Regions from separate parts of the Homo sapiens genome. Here region 2 is linked to region 1. Evidence: chromatin loops called from intact Hi-C (ENCODE). Cell type or tissue: PC-9. All regions are shown on one strand. Links, peaks and the distances in the headings refer to the core of each region. The heading gives the core; the rest is flanking DNA.

What was found. A loop is a pair of places that touch in the nucleus more often than their neighbours do. Peaks named below come from ENCODE experiments on the same cell type or tissue, not always from the same donor. Only the 100,000 strongest peaks of a DNase experiment are listed, where the experiment ranks them.
Region 2: it touches region 1 in a loop (5-fold over the local background); 100 of 110 quality-filtered maps call a loop at or near these places.

The regions. Positions count from the first base shown.
Region 1 is chr2:240,423,675-240,430,509 of GRCh38, reverse strand. No RefSeq gene overlaps it. Among named protein-coding and RNA genes, the nearest start is that of GPC1, 8.6 kb to the left of the region's middle. RefSeq lists enhancers at 2,599-3,098, 3,099-3,600. In PC-9, for the core only: no CTCF peak of the experiment used is centred there; a DNase peak (open chromatin) is centred at 3,449; H3K4me3 peaks cover 482 bases; H3K27ac peaks cover 2,008 bases.
Region 2 is chr2:240,229,844-240,236,678 of GRCh38, reverse strand. No RefSeq gene overlaps it. Among named protein-coding and RNA genes, the nearest start is that of OTOS, 93 kb to the right of the region's middle. RefSeq lists enhancers at 1-556, 685-1,185, 2,432-2,973 and silencers at 2,916-2,965, 3,316-3,525. In PC-9, for the core only: a CTCF peak has its summit at 3,597 (motif pointing left); DNase peaks (open chromatin) are centred at 3,058, 3,238 and 3,568; H3K4me3 peaks cover 982 bases.

The DNA.
Region 1 (6,835 bases), core at 969-5,968:
GGAGGACACAGGCCTGTACTGTGTCAGGGCCTAGAGCAGCCAGAGTGCTCACAGTGGCCTGCCCTGTGTGCCGCCGGCCTGCGCTGGGTGGGAGGGAATCCAGGGGCTCAGTGGAAGAGCCGTCTCCTAAGGGGGAGGCCTTGCCAGGGCCCACCGAGCAGGGTCTTGCAACCTTGGCAGGTGAGGCTGAGTCACAGGCGAGAGAGGCACCTGCATGGTGCAGCTGAGGGAGGACTGTAGCCTCCCTGGCCTGCTGGTCCTCTCTGGGAATCCTATTTTCCTGAGGAGGCGAAACTGCCGCATCCGAGTGTCTGTTTCTCTGTGCAATAGTAATGCCCCGCTAGGTGGCAGGGGACAGGTGTCCTGAGCGTTGGACGGCTGAAGGGCAAGGGAGCCCCTGAGGCCTGTGGGAGGGAAGGGGTGGTGCAAGGCCTCTTCTGGGGACAGGGACAGGCTGCCTGGTCCCTGGGGAGGGGGATGGGGGAAGGGTTGGTTTTATTTGCCCTGCAGCCACCGGCACAACCAGAGGTGAAGGCAGCTGCAGGGCCCTCCTGGACACAGTGGGAGTGTCCAGGGAGGGAAGGAGGAGGGGGGCTGGAACAAGACACAGCCGAGGACTTGGGAGGAGGAGAGGCTGAAGCCGTAGACAACGGCTGAGGACCAGGGAGGAGGAGAGGCCCTGACCACACCCTGCAACCATGGCCTGGCCCATGGGTCACACCTACAGCCAAGCTCAGCCACATCGGGTCAGCTCTGGCTGGCCCACCCGTGCTGGGGAGTGGGCAGGCACTAGTGGTGGCGAGGCCCCTCCCTAAAGGTGGCGTTGACCAGCCCACCTGGCCTTGGTCCCCTACCTTCAACGAAAGTCTGGCAAAGGCATCCTGAGAAGGTGACAGAGGGAAGCCCTGCCCTTCCAGAGGGCCTCAGGCCAAAGTGCTCCCCAGACCTGGGGCTGCGGCCCAGGGAGGGCGGCCAAGGGAGGCTTAGACACCTGGCCTCTGGGCCTCATTTTAGGGAGGCGAGGTGACTCTCAGGCAGGTGCAGGGCTTCCTGAGTAAGTGTCACATGAGCAGAGTGATTGCAGCCTGTGAGGGCAGGGTTGTCAGCCAGGTGAGGACAGTAGATTTGGGTCAGGGCCAGGCACAGCCACAGGACCTCTGCCCTATGGACATCCTGCTCCTTTTCTGGCCCCTGAGCCCCGTCACTCCCTCTGTCATTGCTGGTGCTGACCAGCTGAGCCACCCCCTTAGGTCACTCAGTCTTCTTCTCTCTTCATTTTCTCGGAGGAAAAATGGGCATGAAACAAGGATATTCCCTGAATAGCCACATAGTCTTAAAAAACAAAAACAGAGTTGGAGGACTCAGTTTCCCAGTTTCAAAACTTACTACAGTACAAAGCTACAGTAATCAAAACAGTTTGATATTGGCATGAAGGCGGACATGTGGACAAATGGAATAGAAGAGTTCAGACACAAACCCACACACCTGTGGTCAATTTTTTGGGACAAGGATGCCAAGATTATTCAATGAGACAAAGAGTAGTCTCTTCAACAAGTGGTACAGGGACAAATGAAGCTAGACCCTACCTCACACCATACACAACAGGGAACCCAAAATGGACCAAAACCCCCAGTGAGCAAAAACTCTTAGAAGAAAATATTGGGGAAATCTCATGACATTGGATTTGGCAAGAGATTCTTGGATATGAAACAAAAAACACAGGCAATAAAAGAAAAAAACAGAAGAATTGGACTTTATGAAAATTTGATAGTACCCTTTGTGTTTCAAAGGGTACTATCAAAACAGTGAAAAGACAAACCACAGAATGGTAGGATTTTTTTGCACATCATATATCTCATGAATGTCTAGTTTCCAGAAGAAAAAAAAAAAACTCTTCAACACAACAGCAAAAAGTCAGTTTTAAAAATAGCAAAGAATTTGAATAGACACCTTCCCAAAGATGATATGCAAATGACTAATAATCTCATGAAAAGATGCTCAGTATCACTAGTCATCAGGGACATGTAAATCAGAGCAACAGGATGTCACACACCACACTCGAGATAGCTAGCACCAAAAATCGGAAAATAAGTGTCGGCGACGATGTGGGAAAATGACAAACCTTGTATATTGCTGGTGGAAACATGAAATGGCTTAGCCACTGTAAAAACAGTTTGGTGGTTCCTCAGAAAGTAAAACAGAATTAACATACAGCTAGGGGTATGGACAAAATAATTGAAAACAAGTATTCAAACAAAAATTTTTGCATGGATGTTCACAGCAGCACCATTCACAGTAGTCAAAATATGGAAACATCCCAAATATCCACCCAATGAGCAGACAAAACTGACCTATCCATGCAAGGGAATGTTCTCCAGCCATAAAAAGGAATCAGGCACCGATTCCTGCTGCAGTGTGCAGGGGCCTTGGAAAGATCACGGTAAGTAAAAAAAGCTGGACATCAAAGGTCACAGGCTATGTGACTCCATTTCTGTGAAATAACCAGCATTTCACATTCCCCTGAACCCACAGCAGCAGACAGCAGGTGCGTGGTTGTGGGGGCTGGAGGCACGGAGAGATGGGGAGAGCCTGCTTAGTGGTTTCCTTGTGGGGAGATGAGATGTTTCGGAACTAGACAGAGGTGAGGCTGCACAGCACTGTGAGCAGATGAAGTGCTGCGGAATTGGACACTTTAAAGTGGTTAATTTTATGTTACATGAATTTTACCTCAGTAGAAACCAAAGCCAAGCAGAATTGCCATGAGGGATGAGGTGTGGAGCTGATTATCCACGTGGAGCCCGAGAGCAGGCCTGACATGGAGGGAGCCTCTCCCAGCGTCCGACGATCTCGTCCTTCCCAAGTGGGCATAGTTCAGGCTGCTGGAGGTGCAGAGAAAGAGGCAAGGCGCCGTCCCCCAGTGAGCGACCCTGTCTTAACCTCAGCATCATGAGGCTGGAGTGGCCAGGTGGCTGGGAGCTGCATTTCTCAATCCAGCCACCTGGCCACCTCCCACTGCCACCACACATCACATGTGCCTGCAACAGAACCATGGCAGCCCACCCATGAGGACCCACCCAGTGCAGGGAGGCGAGTGCAGTGAGTACCTGTACCCACTTCGCCTCTGAAGCAGGTGCTGCAGGTGTCCACCCAGGCTCCTCCTCGCTCCCTTCTCCACACTCAAGGTCGCCAGTGACCGCTGCCTGCTGGGTTTCCCTGGGTCCCCTGGCAGAGTAACCTGGAAGTGGCAGAAAGAAAATGACTTAGACGTATCCCTTAGCTGGTGGACAGGCACCAGTTCCTGCTACACAGCTGGAAACCCAGGCATGTGTGTGCTGTTACAAAACAAACTTTCAACACATTTAGTTAAGATCTGATATGGTTTGAAAGTTTCTTCTCTCTAAATCTCCTGTTGAAATGTGATCCCCAGTGGTGGAGGTGAGGCCCTGTGGGAGGTGTTTGGTCACAGGGGTGGGACCCTAGTGAATGGCTTGACGTCATCCCCTTGGCGATGAGTGAGCTGTCGCTGAGTTAGTTCACACGAGAAAGCTGGTTGTTTAAGAGAGCCTAGGGCCTCTCCCTTCTCTCTCTTCCTCCTGCTCTTGCCGTTGACGCACCTGCTCCCCCTTTGCCTTCCACCATGAGTGGAAGCTTCCTGAGCCCTCACCAGAAGCAGATGATGGTATTGTGCTTCCTCTACAGCCTGAGCTGATTAAACCTCTTTTCTTTATAAACGACCCAGCCTCAGGTGTTTCTTCATAGCAATGGAAGAGCCGACTCGCGCAAGATCTAATTGGCTATCCCTGGTGACTCACGAATCAGGCAGCATCGCATTTGGAGAGTTAGGAAGGGTGTTCCCATAAGCTGAGTGGAAGAGGTGGGCTTTACAGGCAGAAAAGGCTGAAGAAACAGAAATAAGAGGACAGCAAGTGATTGGGCATTGTGGGGTCACTTTCCTTGTCAGACTAACACGGAGGGACTTCCTGAGTCTCCTGACTCAGGTAGACTGATTGGCTGCGGTGAATCTCTTCATTTTGGGAAAAGGGGCCCTTTCTAAGTTCAGTTTGATGATGTGACATGAAGCATGAGTGACTCCATTCTGGTTTGGTCTGGGTGTTGGGTTTGGGGCAGGAGCTTCTCTGAACCAGTGGCCACGGTCGTTTTTATTTGACCATTGCTCTACGCTGTCTCCTGAGGTTTCTTGTGGCTGAGCCAGGTCACAGTGAGCTGCACCGATCACCCATCCTGCTACTTCCCTCCTCATCTCTTCCTCACGCCCCTGCTGCTGTTTCCTGGGACCATCCAGTAAACGAACCTTGTCTCAGCATCTGCTTCTTGGGGGAACGCAGTTGAAGACTGTCTCAGATGTGCACAGTCTCCCTGAGAGGTGGGTCTGTTTGCATCCAGCTTATAGAAAAGCACCTGGCTCAGGGAGGTTAAGTATTAACAATTCACACAAGTTCACAACAGCTTGTGATCGTCCCTGCCCTGTCACCTCCCTGTTTATCACTACGTTCTCCAGCGACATCCTCCCCTCCCATCATCTCATGCCTTGGAAAAGGTGGGCAGACCCTGAAGACAGAGCCCTTACCTGGAAGGGGAGGCGCCAGGTCTCCAGCAGGCAAGCCCTGGCTCCCTCCCACCCAGCAGGAACACTGGGCTGACTCTGGACAGGTGGAACTGCCACAGTTTACAGAGGTCTGAGTGAACTGGAAGCATCTTCAATCCTTGTGCATGAATTGGTTTCCAAGGTGTTGCCCGTGATATTTTAACCATTTTTGTTGTTGTTGTTTAGAGACAAGAACTTGCTCTGTTGCCCAGGCTGGAGTGCAGTGGCACGATCATAGCTCACTGCATCCTTGAATTCCAGTGCTCAAGCAATCCTCCTGCCTCAGCCTCCTGAATAGCTGGAATTACAGGTGCACACCACCGCATCTGGCTAATTTTTTTTTTTTTTTTTTTTTTTTTTTTTGTAGAGACAGGGTCTCGTTATTTGCCCAGGCTGCTCTTGAACTCCTAGCCTCCAGTAATTCTCCTGCCTTGGTCTCTCAAAGTGCTGGGATCACAGGTGTGAGTCACCACGCTGTGTGGTATACCGCAGATCAGTGTGCAAGCCTGACGGTAGGGCTTGATGAATTTGCATCTCTTAAAGTGCACCCAGATTGAGAAACAGAGCATGCCCTGCCCCAGGGACCCCTCACGTCCTCTCCACATTGTCCTGCACCCTGAAGTCCCCCTGCCCAAAGCTCCCCTGCCACAGGACAGGTGCCCTGCCTTCGACCCTGACCCATGGACTGGGCCGCCGGGCCTGGCACTCTCCCTGGCGCTGACCTCGGTCTCTCGATCCTGAGCACCACCTGCGTTGCTGCCCACTTCTCGTCCTCAGGTGGCCTTCCGTTGTGAGCGCCTGTGGTCTCCATGCCCAGGCCACCGTGGCTGGACAATCGTGTGGTTTCAAGAGCGCTGCTGTAGCTGTGTTTGTCTCTGCCACCAGGGGCACATGGGTGCGTGTTTTTGCGGGGTCAGAGGTGCTGGGCACCAGGCTAGGCAGAGTCCGCTAAGCCGCTTCACAGAGTGACTGCTGGCTGGGCTTCCCGCCTGGTGTCCTCACCAGCACCAGCTGCCCTAAGAAATCATCTCTTCATGGATGAGCTGGCTTCCTCTCCCTGGAAGGTAACTGCATCACCAGGGCAAGGGCAGCTGTTGGTTCTGCTGTATCCGAAGCACCAGAATGTGCCTGGTGGGGCAGTGCCCGCTGAGACTCGGGTCTTCACGGCTGGGTGGTGAGTGGTTGTTGTAGGAGTGACCAATGCTTGTTGAATGAATGAATGACCACGTGAGGTGGCATTGCCATTAACCCTCAAGCTAAGAAGGAGCAGGGGTGTTTGGAAAAGTGTGAATCTGGCGGAGCCGGGCACTGCACTTGTGTGGCCCCAAGGGCCTGGACATTTCCCCCATGCCCCTGGTCCAGACCAACAGGCCTGCCCTCCGAGATTCTGTCCCCAACGTGAAGACTCCTGTATTCACTGAGAGCCTCAGGACTGTGTTTAGAATGTTGCTCAACACAATCGTGGAGAAAGTGCAAGCTTTCTGTCTTCCTCTGCAGCGTCAGTCACCAGCCAGCCTCCTGCTTTCTGCCCCCACAGTGCCTCAGGAAGACCCAGCCCTCAGCCCCAGCCCTAGCCCCACCTCAGTCTCCCTCCATGCCTGCAGGTTTTCTGGAAGGAGATTTTCTTGCTACGTGACCATTTCTAAAGCTCATCCATTTCTAAAGCTCGTTCTGAAGCTGTCCAGAATTAGGCATTGCACTTTAATTGCCATTGTGGGAAAAGGCATTTCAAAATCACACACAGAGACCTCGCCTGCTGGCCAGCCCTCCTGCCCTCCTAGTGGTTGGAAATGCCAGAGCCACACACAGTCGTGGTGTTGGGCGGAAATTGACTCTGGCGCGTGGCACCCGGAGTGGCATTGGGTACAGGGTAGTGGGAGGGCTGGTAACCCGGGGATTTCCACTCAATGAGCTTGGGCTGAACGCGAGAGGCCCGAGGGCCGTACGCCTGGTGCATCCATCAGGAAGGTTAGTGGCAGAGACACCGGTGCCAGGGACTATCACTGGTCGGAGGCCATATGCCTGGTGCACCCATCAGGAGGGTTAGTGGCAGAGATGCCGGCACCAGGGACTGTCACTGGTCGGAATACTCCTGGCGCACTCATCAGGAGGGTTAGCAGCAGAGACGCAGGTGCCAGGGACTGTCGCTGGTTGGAGGCAGGGCTAGATCAGCTGAAGACCGTGTTGTCCCACAGGATCCAGTTTTTGGGACCAACAACCAGAACTGGA
Region 2 (6,835 bases), core at 664-5,663, 190 kb after region 1:
GCCCACTTGGAGCTCCTGTTTCTTAACCCAGCCCCCTCCAAGCAGGCCTTCTTCCAACGCTAGGGTCAACACAACCTTCGCTAGGTCCTGGCTCCTGCTGTCCCCAGGGATCTGGGATGGAGGAGGCCCTGATGGGAGCGGGGATGAGGCCTCGAATGGGATGGATGGCTAGAGAGAGGTGTCCCTAGGGAGATGGGGTGAGGGGATGGCTGCTGGTGGGGAGGTCACTGGGGGAGGAGGCAGGAGAGACATGCTGGCTGAGGAGGGATGCGGTCTACCCAGGAGGAGCAGAGGTGCAAACAGGAGGACGATGGGTGTCCCAGGCCAGTGAGGGCCAGCCTGGAAGGCAGACCTGGAACAGGCAATTCCCATAGACCTTCTTGGGGGGCCAAGGAGCTTGGTTGTGTACCACCCGTGGTGGTGGGGGTTCTGGGCCTGAGGGTTCTGGGCTGGGAGTCACCCCACAGAGCTGATTCAGGGTCACAGTGCACCCAAAGGATGAGGGAGGGGAGCTGGAGGGAGAAGGTTCCGGGTGGCCACTCCCCTGAGCATGCATGGGGAGAAACTGTCCCATTGCTCAGCTAAGCTGACATGGTACTCCTTCCATTGTGAGCATGGAAGAAGGTGACTCGGTTCCAGAAGAAGCCATAGTGTCTTCCCATCACTGCAGCTGTGGCCAGGATCCCCAGGCAGCGAGGTGCCCAGCACTGCTCAAACTGCTGAGTACACCCCAGGTGACGCGTTGATAGAAGAGCCTGCACCTCACTCTGCGGAAAACTCAGCTCTCACCTGTGCTAACAATTTCAATGCAATGCGTTTCCTTTGCGATTCTATGCATTTTATTTTATGCACCTAAAAACATTATTCTGATGAGGGGTCCCTAACTTTCACTACCTGCCATGGGGCCTCGGTGCACAGGAGGTTAAGAATGCCTGGCTCAGGTATTGACCGGGCTCGGGGACCGAGAGCTCCTCGGGGACAGAGGGAGAATCAGAGGAAGAGTTGAGACCTGCCCAGACACAGGGCGGCCTCGGGTGGCGGCCACACCCTCGCCCCAACCCGGATCAGTTGCCCAGTCACCCAGCAGCAGGGCCTGTTTTTAGACCTGCTCCCAGGCAGGTTGCAGCTGGGGCCAGACAGGTACGGTGACCTTGTGAGGGGGTCACAGCACGCTCATAGGGGTCCACTGCAAGGAGAAGTGCAGTCCTTGGCCTGGGCCGGTGGGGTGACAGCAGCAGGGGCTCCAGGACTGGGGGTGGCCTGTTGAACCCCAGGTAGGTGTTCTGTCACCCCTGAGCCCTCACCTGTCCTCCCAAAGCTGGCCCTCAAGAACCAGCCTTCGAGGGCATGTGCCTGGGTCACGGGGTGTAGTCTCCACACTGACATGTAACCCAGCACCTGGGGCTCAGGAGGGTGCATGAGAAATGCCAGGAAGCCGGGGTCTGCAGCCCAAGGCCATGATGAAATCTCCTCACTGCTGCATATAGAGCCGCAGCCCAGCCATGCCCCACAAGCCCATTCTTCTCCCTCCTTTTAGGTCTTGCAGTGCTCTGCAGCTGGCCAGGACGCACAGGTGAGCTCACAGCTCACGGAAACCCTGAAAGCTAAGGCAACCTGGGGAAAGAAGTTACCAAGATTTCCTTTGTACCTTAGGGAATCCAAAAGCATTCTGTGTTCAGTGTTGGTGTCCAGGGTGATTTGGGGGATTTGGTGGCCATTTCCTGGGGTAGTGAGGGACATGCAAGAGCAATGATACGTGGACCTGCCATTCAGGGTGCAGAGATCCTGCAGAGGTCAGCTGGGAGCACCACCCCCAGAGGCCTGTGTCTGTGTGTGATCACGTCAGGCTGGGCACATTCCGTAATAACCAGCACCTCACTCATTTCCCACGGCTCATGGCTTGCAGGATTTTGCTCTCTTGACCTCTCCTCTTCCGATCCAGAGCTTAACATCCCAGGGCTGGTCATTGTGGTTTCACAGAGTCGGGGGCCAGCCTGAACCTGGAGCCATTTGCTGCAGGTGTGGGTTTTCCTTGGAGGCTGAGCAAGTCCCTGCTTACCCAGGCTTGCACCCTCTTGGAGACGTGAGCTCAAGCTCACAGGCATTGGTAGATGATGGCTCAGCCACTTCCAGACGGTGTGACTTTGGATAGGTCACCAAACTCCTCTGGGGTTCAGCTTCCCCAGCTGTAAATTGAGGCTGTGACAGTGTGTCCCGCATTCCACTGCACTGAGGACCAGGTGAGAGCATCACCAGCACACGTGGGCACCAAGCCTGGCACATGGGGAGCTCTGGTGCAGGCAGCACCTGCCACACTCTGCCCCAACCATGCCTGTGTGACCAGGGCACAACCAGAAGTAGCTGGGCAGGTGCCACCCAGAGTGCTGTGGACACAGTCACCGCTGGGCAGGCGCCCCAGGGTGGGTCCTAACCTTAGCCAGCAAGTGGGTGCCACAGGCCCAGGGAGAGCAACGCGGGGACAGCCCTCGTGTCAAAAAACCTGGGATGGTGTAAGACTCCGAATTGTTGTCCTGTCTGAAGAATGTTCCGTTATTTCTCACAACCTGTTTCCTCCCTGGCCACTGAACAGAGGTTTACTTTCCTTTAGGACTTGATCTGTGACCACAGTGCCCCGCTGTTAAGGTGACCAATGCAAACTGCAGAAGGGTGCCCCTTCCCCCCCAGAAACATCAGGTGCGTCCCAGGTCCTGCGGCACCCCCCGAGGAGGGAGGTGCTGAGGGCGGGGCTGCAGCCACGGAGTTGGAGGGGGGGACTGTGGGTGGGGCTGGAGGATCAGGGTGCTGTGGGCGGGGCCAGAGGAAAGAGGCACTGTGGATGGGGCGGGAGGGGCGAGGCACTGTGGGCAGGGCCGGAGGAGGGAGGTGCTGTGGGCGGGGTTGGAGGGGTAGATGCTGTGGGCAGGGTCGGAGGAGGGAGTGCTGTGGGAGGAGCTGGAGGGGGAGGCACTGTGGGTGGGCCAGAGGGGGGAGACACTGTGGGCGGGGTCAGAGGAGGGGGGTATTATGGGCAGGGCTGGAGGCGGGAGGTGCTGTGGGCGGGGTCTGAGGTGGAGGTGCTGTGGGTGGGGCTGGAGGGGGAGGTGTTGTGGGCAGGGCTGTGGGGAGGTGCTGTGGGGCTGTGGGCGGGGCTTGAGGGGAGAGCTGCAGCCGGGGAGGAGGGAGGTGCTGTGGGTGGGGTTGAAGTGGGGGAGGTGCTGTGGGCGGGGCCGGAGAAGGGAGGCGCCGTGGGTGGGGCTGGAGAGGGGAGGTGCTGTGGGCGGGGCTGGAGGTGGAGGTGCTGTGGGCGGGGCTGGACCAGAGAGGTGCTGTGGGCGGGGCCGCAGCCAGGCTTATGCTTCCCTGCTGCAGGGGTGCGCTGATGGGATGGGGGCGTCTCACCCCAGGTGGGGGAGGCCTGAGCTCGCATCATCCGGCTGCAGACCCCTGGGTGCCCCCTTGTGCCAGGTCCGTCAGGGGCACAGGCCCGGCAGCACGCTGACTGGGCGCCGGGCAGGCCCGGCCGGCAGGGAGGGCTCCAAAGGCTGATCCTGCCTGTATTTTAAGGCCTGAGTTTCAGAGCGGCCTCCGGGCCCTTTGCTGAGCTCCAGCGCCCCCTGGTGTCGGCGAGGCGGGTGAGGGAGACGCGCCTTTGGGTCTCGGGCCTGCCCTCCAGCAGCCCACACACACCCCAGGACCTGGAGGCCTCCACCAGCCCCACCCTGGGGAGGACATTGAGAACCTGGAACAAGGTCTATTTGGGTCTGAAATACAGAAATGTAAGAACGCTGGAGAAGCTGGGGTCTCCTCCGGGAGAAGCCAGGCCTCGGGAGCCCGCTGCTGGGAGCCCTGGGGGCAGAGCCGGCCGCAGAGCCTTCCGCACAGACCCGTCCTTCCTAGGAGGCTGGGAGCTGGCATTTTGGCTTTGGCTCAGAATTGCCCGCTGTGCCACGAGGGCGAAGTCCAGCCCAGCAGGGGGAGGGCTGCTGCCCAAAGAGAGGGACTGATGTGGTTCTCCTGGGCCTGCTAGTGTCGGATGCTCCTCCAGGGACTGTTCTCAAGGCCCAGGTGCATGTGGGGAAATCGGGCTGTCTGGAAGAAAGAGTGGAAGCCGCTCGCTAGAGACACGCCTCTGTGATTCTCCCAGAAAGTGTCCTGTCGGAGGCTCAGGACTTCCTAGTGAAGCAGCTAGGACAAGCTGGGCATATTGAAAGTCACGGGGACATAAACCTGCAGGCCTGGGTATGGCCATTGGGTATACGTTAAATTCTGTGGCACCCAGTCTAGTACAACAGCTTCCGTTTCAGGACAGACAAGGTCACCCTGTGGGACCACCCTTAGCTGGAGCACCAGTTCCCTTCGCAGCCTCCTGATGAGAAGTGATCTCTGAACAGAAGGTGCAGGGCAGAGCTGCGGGCGTGCAGGGCCCTTCTCCCAGTCTGTTCCCGTCGATTCCTTGCTGCTCACACTCAAGGGTCTGCGCCCAGCCTGAAGGCGCTGCCTGCCGCGGTCCCTCCTGGTCATCTGTCTTTGTAGATTTGCAGAACAACATAGCCTCACCTGTGGGAGAGGCTTCCCAAGCTTCACCTTCACTCAGCACTGTTGCGCAGTCCCCAGGCAGGTGGCACCTGAGAGAGGGTTCCAGGCTTGGCCACTGGAGGGTCCCAAAGGTGGCTGGTTCCTGGCCCCAACAAAGCCGACTCCCTGGGAGACAGATGAGTCCCTCCAGGGTGGTACTGTTGGTCTGTTTTGGTCAGTGACGTGCTCAGCTCCAGGGCCATGCCTGGCACAGGGAAGGTGCGTCTTCAGTACTGGGTGATGTTGGACGAACGCCTGCTTCCCTTTTTTTTTCAAACTGAGGTCTGCAACCCAGATGCCCTTGGCTACTTACTGACTGCTCCATCTGAGCAAGTGGCACAGTGCCACTCATCTGCATAGGTGAGCGGGGACTGGTGGGTCTGCTGCTGGCTGGACAGAATGTCTGGGAGGGGCTTTGAGCATCCTGACCACCTCTGCTCTCAATCAGGCTTGGAAGGCAGCGTGTAATTAGGTCACATGGAGCCTCCAAGGACCAGACACTGGGGAAACCATAGCTCTCTGTCTTGTGCGTTTCTGGGTGCCAAAGCCATTACCTCCTGCTTTTGGAGGTCCCGTTGCCAGTTGCCAGGGTGAGAGGCAGGATGGGTTCATGACTCATGGCATCGACATCCTCCGGCCTGTTAAATCTTTTTGTTGTTGTTGTTGTTTTTTGAGATAGAGTCTCGCTTTGTCGCCCAGGCTGGAGTGCAATGGCACGATCTCGGCTCACTGCAAGCTCCGCCTCCTGGGTTCATGCCATCCTCCTGCCTCAGCCTCCTGAGTAGCTGGGACTACAGGCACCTGCCACCAAGCCCGGCTAATTTTTTATATTTTTAGTAGAGACGAGGTTTCATCATGTTGGCCAGGATGGTCTCGATCTCCTGACCTTGTGATCCGCCCACCTTGGCCTCCCAAAGTGCTGGGATAACAGGTGTGAGCCACCGCGCCCGGCCCAGCCTGTTCAATCTTAATGCAGTTGGCAAACACCTGTTTTTAATTTCTGATTTTTAAGGGCCATTTCCCTGGAGTTCACTGTTAGGTATAATGTGGGGTGTTATGTTAAGGGATATTCATCATATTAAAACATAGTCTCTCTGCACCGTGACTTTTATTCTTCCAGTAAGTAGTAGGTGTCTATTTTTACTAAAAGCTTTTCTAGCGTCAGAGCCAGGGAGGTTTCCGTGGAGGTCCAGCCAACCCAGTTGGGGCCAGTTCCTTTGGTGGACACCCCTGCCCTTCCCCCTGGTGGAAGATCTGCTGACCCCTTAGCCAGTCCCTGGACCCCCAGCAGAGCTGGGCCTACTGCTTGGCTTCCTTCCATGCAGCCCTGGATGTCCCAGGGATGCAGTTTCGGTGGAAAACACACTGCCTTCCCTGCAGTTCATCCCCTGCTCCTGCTATACCGAAGCCCGTTTTTCACTCCACAGAATTCAGAATGGGGAAGACCTTCCCTGCCCCCAGGCCCCTTCCCTTCTTCACTTCTTCACAGTTGAATGAAGCCAGCTGTTTCCTTGCAGCTAGGGCCATCTGCTAAGACACACTTCCCCCTCCAATCTGTGTGTCACTTTCCCTCCTGAGACCCTGAGAGACATCCTGACCCTCCTAGTCTTCCTCTGTATCTGACTCCTCCTGTCATTCTGAAAGAGGGTGGTGCTCTCCCTGGGAACTCTCAGCACACCAGCCGGACCCCTCCGCTCCAGCAACACTCACTGTTCTGTCATTTCTGCTCTCCCTCCCTGGACCATCGCTGAGGCACCTCTCCCCTCTGCTGGGACCCCCAGCCTCGCTGTTCTCTGGCTGCGTCTTCTGACTGTTCCCTTCCACCATGGCTTTCTTGCAGCCCAGCCTCTTTCCCCATCGTCTTCAACACCCTTGCCAATTTTCCCCTCAAGTCCCCTGGGAACAGTCCATTCTTTATCATTCCAAATGTTTGTCTGAAAAAATATCCGACCCAACCATTGCAGTGGCATCCTGTTGTCATCCTTGCCATTAGCACTGGTACCTTTGAGACTGGTGACAAGCCACACCTCTACTGTCAGGTTGTCACAGGGCCCAGCCTCTCCACCTGCAGCTGCCACCGATACTTCCCACGTTGGCATCCAAGAAATGGGCAGGTGCAATATTCTGGAGAATCAATGTCCCATGCCTGCACCCTCACTGCTAAGGAGTTGAGGAAGCATGCATTTCAGATAGAGATGGAAAGATAGAGAGGAAAAGCTAAAAGAGGGTTAGCGTGGGAGCTGAGCAGATGATTTACAGA